Regions from separate parts of the Homo sapiens genome. Here region 1 is linked to region 2. A link is an interaction called in ENCODE POLR2A ChIA-PET data of the cell type or tissue named here. Cell type or tissue: CD4-positive, alpha-beta T cell. All regions are shown on one strand.

Evidence for each region. Peaks named below come from ENCODE experiments on the same cell type or tissue, not always from the same donor. Only the 100,000 strongest peaks of a DNase experiment are listed, where the experiment ranks them.
Region 1: POLR2A ChIA-PET joins it to region 2 with 5 read pairs; 5 of 35 experiments call an interaction of 5 or more read pairs at or near these places.

Annotation. Positions count from the first base shown.
Region 1 is chr12:132,010,529-132,015,528 of GRCh38, reverse strand. It overlaps EP400 (E1A binding protein p400), which reads right to left. Exons shown (of 53, transcript NM_015409.5): 16 at 3,895-4,031; 17 at 2,351-2,520; 18 at 1,865-2,039; 19 at 1,616-1,752. Among named protein-coding and RNA genes, the nearest start is that of SNORA49, 18 kb to the left of the region's middle. RefSeq lists enhancers at 1-126, 136-929, 930-1,723. In CD4-positive, alpha-beta T cell, no CTCF peak of the experiment used is centred here; no DNase peak of the experiment used is centred here.
Region 2 is chr12:131,948,310-131,953,309 of GRCh38, reverse strand. It overlaps EP400 (E1A binding protein p400), which reads right to left and starts at 3,368. Exons shown (of 53, transcript NM_015409.5): 1 at 3,274-3,368. RefSeq lists an enhancer at 2,197-2,904 and silencers at 2,957-3,656, 3,747-3,796. In CD4-positive, alpha-beta T cell, a CTCF peak has its summit at 3,432 (motif pointing right); DNase peaks (open chromatin) are centred at 2,089, 2,659, 2,959, 3,509 and 1 weaker place; H3K4me3 peaks cover 2,084 bases; H3K27ac peaks cover 1,630 bases.

The sequences.
Region 1 (5,000 bases), 62 kb before region 2:
TGGGTCGGACTCCCTAAGACGGTCTCTGTACGCAGGGCGTGGTCAACGTGACTTCCCTGATAGGCTGGCGCTCAAAACCTGCATAAAGTTATGAGTCCTCTCCACTCAAATGACAACTAGTATGTTACCAAAGCTGACATAGGCTGATTTCAGTATTCTACTGAAAAATCTGACACCAGAGCTTCAGCAACATGGCAAAGCGGTTTCTGTCCACACATACAAAGTTTCTACAATGCTTGGAGAGTCTCGCCACTAATGGTGTGGAATGAAGTGCTGCTCCACTGCTCCGCCTCTTGGAGAAAGGACGGTTGTACTGTGTCATTTGTGGAGGACTGAGAAATTCCACAGTCATCATGCACACTTACCTTCCCTCCTGAAATCTCCACTCACCAGGATTAAGCATGCTGCATTCACAGGCACCTGCCTCTCGAGGGTGCCCAGGCTCCACATGCGCATGCACAGAACCCTGGCGAGCCCATGAGTGCACGCCCTCTGGCTGCAGAGCAGAGGATGAGGCACAGAGAGGGAGACCCAGAGCAGAGGATGAGGCACAGAGAAGGAGACCCAGAGCAGAGGATGAGGCACAGAGAGGGAGACCCAGGACGGGGGGTGGGGTGTGGCTAGCATGGCCTCACCCCTAGTCTCCACAAACCACAGTCTGCTGTGCCACGGCCAGAGTGCACTCATACGATCACCTGGCGTCTGCTCCCGCCACAGCACCTCATCAGGGTCCCCATGTCATCTCCCCACAAGGAGGGGAGCACATCAGCACGTGGCTGGGGGAAGAGTGGGGTCACCTGATCCAGTGTGTCTGACTGTGCCTGTGAGGGACGCTGAGGCTGAGGTGGCACGGGGTAGGGGGTAACCCTGCAGCAAAGCCTCATGGCCACACCCCCAGCAGAGAGTGAGGTGTGATGACTAAGCACAGATAAATTTCAAATCCTCCAAAACTTGATTTCCAGGGTTTTTTGTGTTTTTTTCATCTAAACTCAGGAAAATGGAAAGCCTGACAGACCAAAACCATGCACATCTGAAGACCTCGGAGAGGGTCAAAGGGGGCCCCACACTCTGTGTCAACTCAAAGGGCACAGCTTCTGGCACCAGCACGTCCCTGCCAGACAGAGGCACAGCGGCTGGCCATCACATGGTGTGCATTGCGTGGCGCATTCCACCCCATGCAACGCACGACTCATTGCGCCACAGACACCAGCGTGCCACCTCCGGTGGGCCACAGCCGACCCAAGTCCTGGGGCCTCCAGCTGGCTGTGGGAAGGCGAGCTGCTCAATCACCATCCCTCCCGGATGAATGGAAACTAAAATTCACAGAATTCTCTGGGCAACACAGGGAGCAGCACCAGGACACCACCCTACACGTGGGCAGCTACACAGGAGTGGGGCTTCTGAGACGGGAAGTGCAGCAGGACCAGCATGAGCCTGAAACAGCTGGAAACACCTGAGGCTGCAGAGCCTGCTGCCCCCAGGAGGGTGCCTCGGTCTCCAGCTCCAGACACCCAATCCTTGCGGAAAGGAGCTTTCTGCTGAGGCCACAGAAAGGGCCGTTTTCCCTCACAGGCAGGGACAGCAAAGGGGGCACATGCCCAGAGCCCACACTCACCCAGGTTGCAGGATAACGTCCTCGTATAAGGCTTTTTGTCGGTTAGAAAGGCGACACTTCAAAACATGCTCATATTTCTTTGTTAGTTGCTTTTCCACATCTCTCTTAGTTCTCCTCAAAATAAATGGCTGTGTCACCTGAAAATAAAAACTGTTTACTGTTTTCTTTCCAAAAATGCTGCTGTAACACGTTTATAACAAGGCATACGCATGTTTAATTAATTAACTGAAATGGCAGAACCCAACCTACCCTGTGTAACCTTATGACCACTTTATGGTAGTAATCCTGGCTCTCTTCACTGGGGGCCCTCAGAGGGGAGCTCAGGTAGGGCCTGGAGATCCCTGGGACCAGGAAGTGCACCATGGTCCAGAGCTCCAGGAAGGTATTGTGCAGCGGCGAGTCGATCAGAAGCAGACGTTGTTGGCTGCAAACAGGACAAGAGACAACACTGGAGTTCTACAGCCACGGGGCTGGCTGCAGCAGCATCTTCTCTGACAATGTGTGAGAAAAGGGACAGTAATTTGACACCGCAAATGTCAACGTGCACATGCCTGAAAAGGGGGGCTGCACTGACCCAGCTCTGGGGCTCTCTGGCCCATGTGCTGGGATGAAGATGAAAAGCAATTCTCTAGCTCAAAGGCCATTGTTTGTGTCTGCAATTATGCAGATTTCTTCAAGAGAATCTTCTACATCAACAGCAAAGAACACTCAATGACAAGCGCGTAACACACAGACCTCTGCAGGGTGAAAACCGCTTCCCAGTGCCTCTCGGTCATGCCCTTCACGCGCTGCATCTCATCAATGACCAGGCACTTCCAGCGCACTCGTGTGAAGGCGGTGAGGCCCCGGAAGAACTGAGTGTAGGACGTGATGCAGACGTGGAAGCTGTTGGGTTCGGCCCACTCCTGCAGCACAGAGAGGACAGCTCAGTGCCTTCACACTCCACTGTCTTTCAAAATCACCTTGAGGACACACACTTCCCAAAGCTTGCCACCCAGTGACTCCGTTCCCACCTATAATTTTACTTGCTTTTTTAAATAACTTGCTATTACCGCACAGAAAACGGCTGTGTTTATGTTTTTATCTCTACCTCTAGGGGTCTAAAGCAGTTTCGTTGACAAATTAAGAAGCTATTTTGCAGGCGCTGACAATTACCATTTGGAAAATACTGAGATTATGGCAGAGGATCCTGAAGCAGGGCGAGCTCTTCTAGTATCTAATCAAAACAAGGGGAAGTGTGCTCAGAAAAATAAGAGATGTCAACATCTGTATTGCAACTGACTGCATTATACACTTTTTAAAAACAAACTAAAAGCCAGACATAGTACTATGGCTTGAATGTGTTCCCTCCAAAACTCATGTTGAAATCTAATGCCCATGGTGGTAGTATTAAGAAGTGGAGACTTCCCTGCTCTCAAGGATGAACTTGTGCAGTATGAAAGGGCTGGAGGGAACCAGCTTGGACCCTTTTGCCCTTCCATCCCTTCCGCCATGTCCCCTCCAAAATGTGCAGCAGCAAGGCCCCATCTGGGAAGCGGAAACCAGGCCCTCACCAGACACTAAATCTGCTGGCATCTGGATCTTGGACTTCACAGCCTCCAGAACTGTGAGAAATAAATTTCTATACTTACAAATTACCCAGTCTGTGGTATTTTGCAATAGCACCAAAAACAGACTACAATAGTAAAAAAGAAAATACTACTGAAAGCTCACTTTTTCAGTAAACACTACTCAACACAATGATGTCTAATGGTCCAAAACGTTCTACTCAATGGAAAACTGTGATGAATCTACCTTCAGTGACCTAGTACTAGAAACTATAGGGCAGACAAAAATCTTTAATAAGTTAAAATTTGTTCCAGAAACGTTATCTATTAGGCATGTTGTGGAAATGGTTCTATGGGTTTTAAATTCAGAGCTGGGAGCACCTAGCTTCTCCTCTGTGCCTGTGGAAGCCAGCAGGGCCTCCAGGGGGAAAGTGTTGCACTGTCCCAGAGAATACCATTTTCGGAGCAAACTGCCCCACTTTCTGGGCAGTGACACTGAGATCTGTGCACACCTGGGCCTGCGAGTGCGTGGCCCTCCTCACAAGGAATGGCCAGGCCGATGCGGTATTGTCTATGCTTTCGAGGGGAACAACATAAAGGTCTGTTAACTCATGAATGAGTGATCTTTAATAATTCCATGAATAAGCATGTCTTCACATTTTTTAATGTGTCTTTTATAAAAATTAACATGGCTTTCTGTTTAGCTTTATTTTATGTTTAAAAAAAAAATACCTGTCTCTTTGCTTTGAGTTCTCTGTGGCTGCCAATATATGAGAGGATTTTGAGTCCGGGACACCAACGTTTCAATTCAAGCTCCCACTTGAGTATGTTACAACTTCTCACAACAACAAGATGGGGGCCCCAATTACCTACAAAGCAAAAAACAGAATTTTCCACGTCAAAGTATCTGTCATGTCCAGGCACCTAGCACTGTGTCTGACCAGAGACGCTTCATCAGTATGAGTATGTGTCACATGAGCCATCGCACGACTGAGGCAGACTTGGGGGGGAACAAGTGCATTCATCTGGAGCCAGCACACTGCCCAGAAGCTGCTCCTTGGCCCCCAGGGCGCTGCTGCACAAGCACCAAGCCTGCACCAGAGGAGGCCTTAGTAGACACACATTGAACGAGCAGTCCCAAGAAGACACTAGTGTTCATTCAAACCACAGAAAACCCCTCCAAGATCCCAGGGGAAACGAGTAACACTCAGAAAGTGGACTCACAGACTAAGAGAGCCCCAGACCCTGCTCAAGTCCTTCCCACAAGCCAGGCACCCACACAGCAGGCGTCTAAACTGTGTTTTGTTAGCCAAGGGCTTGTGTCCATCGCTGCTTCCCAAGCTTTAGTCAGGGCACATCCAAACCATCCTAAAATATGTTGTTTCAAATTTCATTCTTCAGAAAACTAAGATTTTGTTTTTTTTAAGATGGAGTGTTGCTCTTGTCACCCAGGCTGGAGTCCAACGGCACAATCTCGGCTCACTGCAACCTCTGCCTCCCAGGTTCAAGCGATTCTCCTGCCTCAGCCTCCTGTGTAGCTGGGATTACAGGCACACGCCATCATGCCCAGCTAATTTTTGTATTTTTAGTAGAGACGGGGTGTCACCATGTTGGCCAGGCTGGTCTCAAACTCCTGACCTCAGGTGACCCGCCTACCTCGGCCTCCCAACGTGCTGGGATTAGAGGCATGAGCCACCAAGCCTGGCGAGAAAACTAAGGTTTTTAAAGATTATTAGAGGAATACATACAAATTTCAACTTCTGTGCTATAAATGTAACATAAACCAAGTTACAAGACAGACTTAGCAGACTTTAAACAAATATTTACAACACATCCAT
Region 2 (5,000 bases):
TAAGGTTATAAATCCCCAATCCATCATTCTACTGTTGTTTCTTGATCTTTATTTTTCCACGGCCCCGCTAAGGAACATCTGTATAAGTTTCTCTCCTAATTGCCTCCCCATGGAATTTTAATACTACAGCTGTACACAGATATACCACACTGTACATCTGTTCAGGAACTGGGATCTTCGGGAGGCCACAAATCACTGTAATGCCTAAGTTTTTTCACCCTTCTTCCAATAACTAATTTTCACTCCCTTGTTGGAGATATCGCCCTCACTGAGAATGCATGTTCTGATGTATGGAAAGAAACCCAGAAAAATGAATTCCAAATTTGGTAGCTGTGGGGAGCTGATGAATGGGGAGAAAGGGCAAAGGAACTCTTAACGAGCTCTATGTATTTCTGTGTTGTTTGGATATCTTTCAATGTGAACTGTTCATGTGTTACCCTTATTAAAAAAAAAGATGGAAAACAAAGAACTGGAAACAATCCAAATGGTCCATCAGCGGGCAACAGACAAACCGGTACGTTCACACCAAGGAGTACTCCTCAACAATAAAAAGAAACAGGCTGGGAACAGTGTCTCAAACCTGTAATTCCAACACGGTGGGAGACTGAGACCAGAGGATGTCTTGAGTCCAAGAATTCAAGACAAGCCTGGGCAACACAGTGAGATAGTGTCTCTACAAAAAATCAAAAATTAGCACGGCGTGGTGCCACACACCTATAGTCCCAGTTACCTGGGAGGAGATCACTTGAGCTCAAGAAGTCACAGCTGCAGTAAAGCTATGATCATGCCACTGCACTCCAGCCTGGGTGACAGAGCAAGACCCTGTCTCCACAACAAAAACAAAAACAAAAACAAGCTATTGGGGCCGGGCGCGGTGGCTCACACCTGTAATCCCAGCACTTTGGGAGGCCGAAGTGGGTGGATCACTGAGATCAGGAGTTTGAGACCAGCCTGGCCAACATGGTGAAACCCTATTTCTTTTTCTTTTTTTTTTTTTTTTTTTTTTTGAGACAGAGTCTCGCTCTGTCGCCCAGGCTGGAGTGCAGTGGCGCAATCTCCGCTCACTGCAAGCTCCGCCTCCCAGGTTCACCCCATTCTCCTGCCTCAGCCTCCCGAGTAGCTGGGACTACAGGCACCCACCACCACGCCCGATTAATTTTTTGTATTTTTAGTAGAGATGGGGGGTGAAACCCCATTTTTCTACTAAAAATACAAAAAAAAAGGCCAGGTGCAGTGGCTCACCATGCCTGTAATCCCAGCAAAGGGGAGGCCGAGGCGGGCAGATCACCTGAGGTCAGGAGTTCAAGACCAGCCTGGCCAACATGTTGAAACCCCCTCTCTACTAAAAATTAAAAAAAAAAAAAAAGTAGGCAGGTGTGGTGGCAGGCACCTGTAATCCCAGCTACTTGGGAAGCTGAGGCAAGAGAATCGCTTGAACCCGGGAGGCGGAGGTTGCAGTGAGCCGAGATCATGCCATTGCACTCCAGCCTGGGCAACAAGAACAAAACTCCGTCTCAAAACAAACAAACAATACAAAAAAATTAGCTGGGCATGATGGCAGGCACCTGTAATCCCAGCTACTCGGGATGCTGAGGCAGGAGAATCACTTGAGTCTGGCAGGCAGAGGTTGCAGTGAGCCGAGATCGCGCCACTGCACTCCAGCCTGGGAGACAGAGTGAGACTCTGTCTACAAAAAAACAATAAAAAGAATAATTACAGAAATTATTTTATTGCACATATTCTGCTAAAGAAAATGACAACACAAATAAGTAAAAAAGAATACAACTCATCCACGAACCCAGAGAGAAGCCCTATTAACACTTCCACGTGTCCCGGCGCGGTAGCTCACGCCTACAGTCCCAGCACTAGGAGGCCAAGGCGGTAGGATTGTTTGAGGTCAGGAGTTCGAGACCAGCCTGAGCAACACAGCAAGACCCCAACTCAAATAATAAAAAATTGGCCGGGCATGGTGGCTCATGCCTGTAATCCTAACACTTTGCGAGGGCGAGGTGGGCGGACTGCCTGAGCTCAGGAGTTCGAGACCAGCCTAGGCAACACAGTGAAACCCCGTCTCTACTAAAACACACAAAAAACTGGCCAGGCGCGGTGACTCATGCCTTCAGTCCCAGCACTTTGGGAGGCCAAGGGGGCGGATCACGAGGTCAGGAGTTCCAGACCAGCCGGACCAACATGATGAAACCCCGTCTCTACTAAAAATCCAAAAAAAAAAAAAAAAAAAAAAAATAGCCAGGCGTGGTGGCAGGCGCCTGTAGTCCCAGCTACTCGGGAGGCTGAGGCAGGAGAATCGCTTGAACCTGGGAGGCGGAGGTTGCAGTGAGCCGAGATCGCGCCACTGCACTCCAGCCTGGGTGACAGAGAGAGACTCTTTCTCAAAAGAAAATAACAAAACAAAATAAAAAGTGAGCCGGGCATGGTGGCCCAAGCCTTTGGTCCCAACCACTCGGGAGGTCGAGGCTCTAGTGAGCCGTCATCGCGCCACTGCACGCCAACCTGGGCAACAGAGCGAGACCCCGTCTCAGAAAGTAATTACTAATAAAGCACTGGGATACGTTACTTTTCTGTCACTGACACAGCGACAGCTGAGCAGAAGCCCGTGGGCCGCAGGTGTGTGACGAGAGGCGCCCCCGGGGAGGCAGCGGCAATTACTAAGGCTCCGCCGTGGAGGACCGGGCAGGTCTACGCCGAGAAGGAGCGGATTCGGACCTCACTGTAACCCCTGTGGCGGCGCGTTCCGGGACGCCCGGGACGCGGGGTCCTTAAGTTCTGAGTGAATTCGCCCCGTCGCGCCTCAGGAAAGTGGTTCTGGACGTCCCATCCCCGCATCTCAGCGTCGCGTCCGTGACCCCGAGGGAAGCCCACGCAAGCGCCAGGAGCAAGAGCCACCCCCTCAGCCCCGAGAACCAGGAGGCGCGGGCCGGAGTCCCCCGGTTCCCGCAACGCCGCCGCGCCGAGCTGCCCTCGGCCACGCCCCCAGCCCAGGAGCCCGGGGGGCCACGAGAAATGGGCGCGGATCGCGCGACCTGCGGGGGACGGGCGCTACGACTCGAAAGACCCGGGCCCGTGAGCCCTCAGCCCGGTCGCCCGCCCGGGGTCGCTCACGACAGCCGCCACGGCCTGGTCCCCACGCGACGCCCGAGGCCGGCCGGCGAGCGGGCCCTGTACGCCCGCGGCTGCGGCTACGCGACCCCGGACCCTGGACGCTGCCGTCCCGAGAGCCTCCCGCCCCCGTCCCGCGCCTCCGCCCTCACTTACCCTGGGCCTCAGGGCTGCGCTCCGGCCGCGTCAGGAGGGCGGGAGGATGGAAGCCGCGCCGCAGCCGCTCAGTGCATCCGGGGCCCCGGCGGGAGGAAGCGGCGGCGCGGCTGCTACGGCGAGCCGGAAGGGACGCGCGTCCGCGCGCCCGTAGCTGCGCTTCCGCGGCGCCGCTCTGACCGCGCGAGGGCGCCGGAGGTCGAGGGCGCCGGAGGACTAGGGCGCCGCGAGACTCTGCGGGGTGGGCGGGGGCCGAACCCAAGGCCGAGAGGGACGGAGGGGGGCCGGTCCCAGACAGACGGAGGCGGGGCCGGTCCGAGACAGACGGAGGCGGGGCGGGGCCGAGACTGAGGAAGGCGGGGGCGGGGCCGAGACTGACGGAGTCGCGGCAGCCCGGCTTTTCCACGCGCAGTTCGGGAAATGCGCCCACGTGGAACAGAAGTGGGCCGCCAGCTCTCACACTCTGCAGATTCACCAAACAGACCAGGCTCACATGCAAGACCCAAACCCTGTGTGGCCCAGGCTGGCCTCGAACTCCTGGACTCCAGTGATCCTCCTGCCTCAGTCTCCCGAGTGGGTGGGACCACAGACTCGCGCCACCACCCCTGGTTAATTTTTTGTATTTTTAGTAGGGGGGTTGGTTCACCAAGTTGGCCAGGCTGGTCTCGAACGCCGGACCTCAAGTGATCCGCCCACCTCGGCCTCCCAAAGTGCTGGGATTACATGTGTGAGCCACCACGCCCGGCCAAAAACGACAAAACTCTATTAAAAGACACAGACGTAGCTCACGTCTATAATCCCAGCACTTTGGGAGGCCGAGGCGGGAAGATCATTTAAGGTCAGGAGTTCCAGACCAGCCGGGCCAACATAGTGAAACCCTGTCTCTATTAAAAATACAAAAAATTAGCTGGGCGTGGTGGCAGGCGCCTGTAATCCCAGTTACTCCGGAGGCTGAGGCAGGAGAATCGCTTGAACACGGGAGGCAGAGGTTGCAGTAAGCCGAGATCATGCCACTGCACTCCAGCCTGGGCAACAGAATGAGATTCTGTCTCCAGATAAAGACATAGGCATAAATCTTCGGGGTTGTGGGTTAGGAAATGGTTTCTTAGATATGACACTGAAAACGCAACTAACAAACATAGATATATTGGACATCATCACAATTTAAAACTTTTGTGCTGCAAATGACACCATTTAAAAAAGATAATCCACAGAACAGGAGAAATTACCTTAAGTCCATATGTCTGACATGGAACTCGTGTCCAAAGTAAATAATTTACAACATAACAATTAAAAGGGCAGGCACGGTGGCTGTTGCCTGTAATCCTAGCACTTTGGGAGGCTGAGGCAGTTGTATCCCTTGAGCCCAGGAGTTCAAGACTAGCCTGGGCAACATAGAGAGACCCCATCTCTACAAAAAATTTAAAAGTCAGTCATGGTGGCATACACCTGTAGTCTCAGCTACTCAGGAGACTGAGGGAGAATCACTTGAGCCCAGGGAGGCTGAGGGTGTAGGAAGCCGTGATTATGCCATAGCACTCCAGCCTGAGTGAGACTCTGTCCCTCCAGCCAGGGCAACAGAGCAAGACTCCATCTCAAAAAAAAAAAAAAAGAAAAGAAAAAGAAAGTAAATTAGTGGTTGTCAGGGACTGTGGGGAGAGGATAGGCAGTAACTGCAAATGAATGTGGGGTTTCCTTTTTGGGTTGATAAAAATGTCATAAAATGA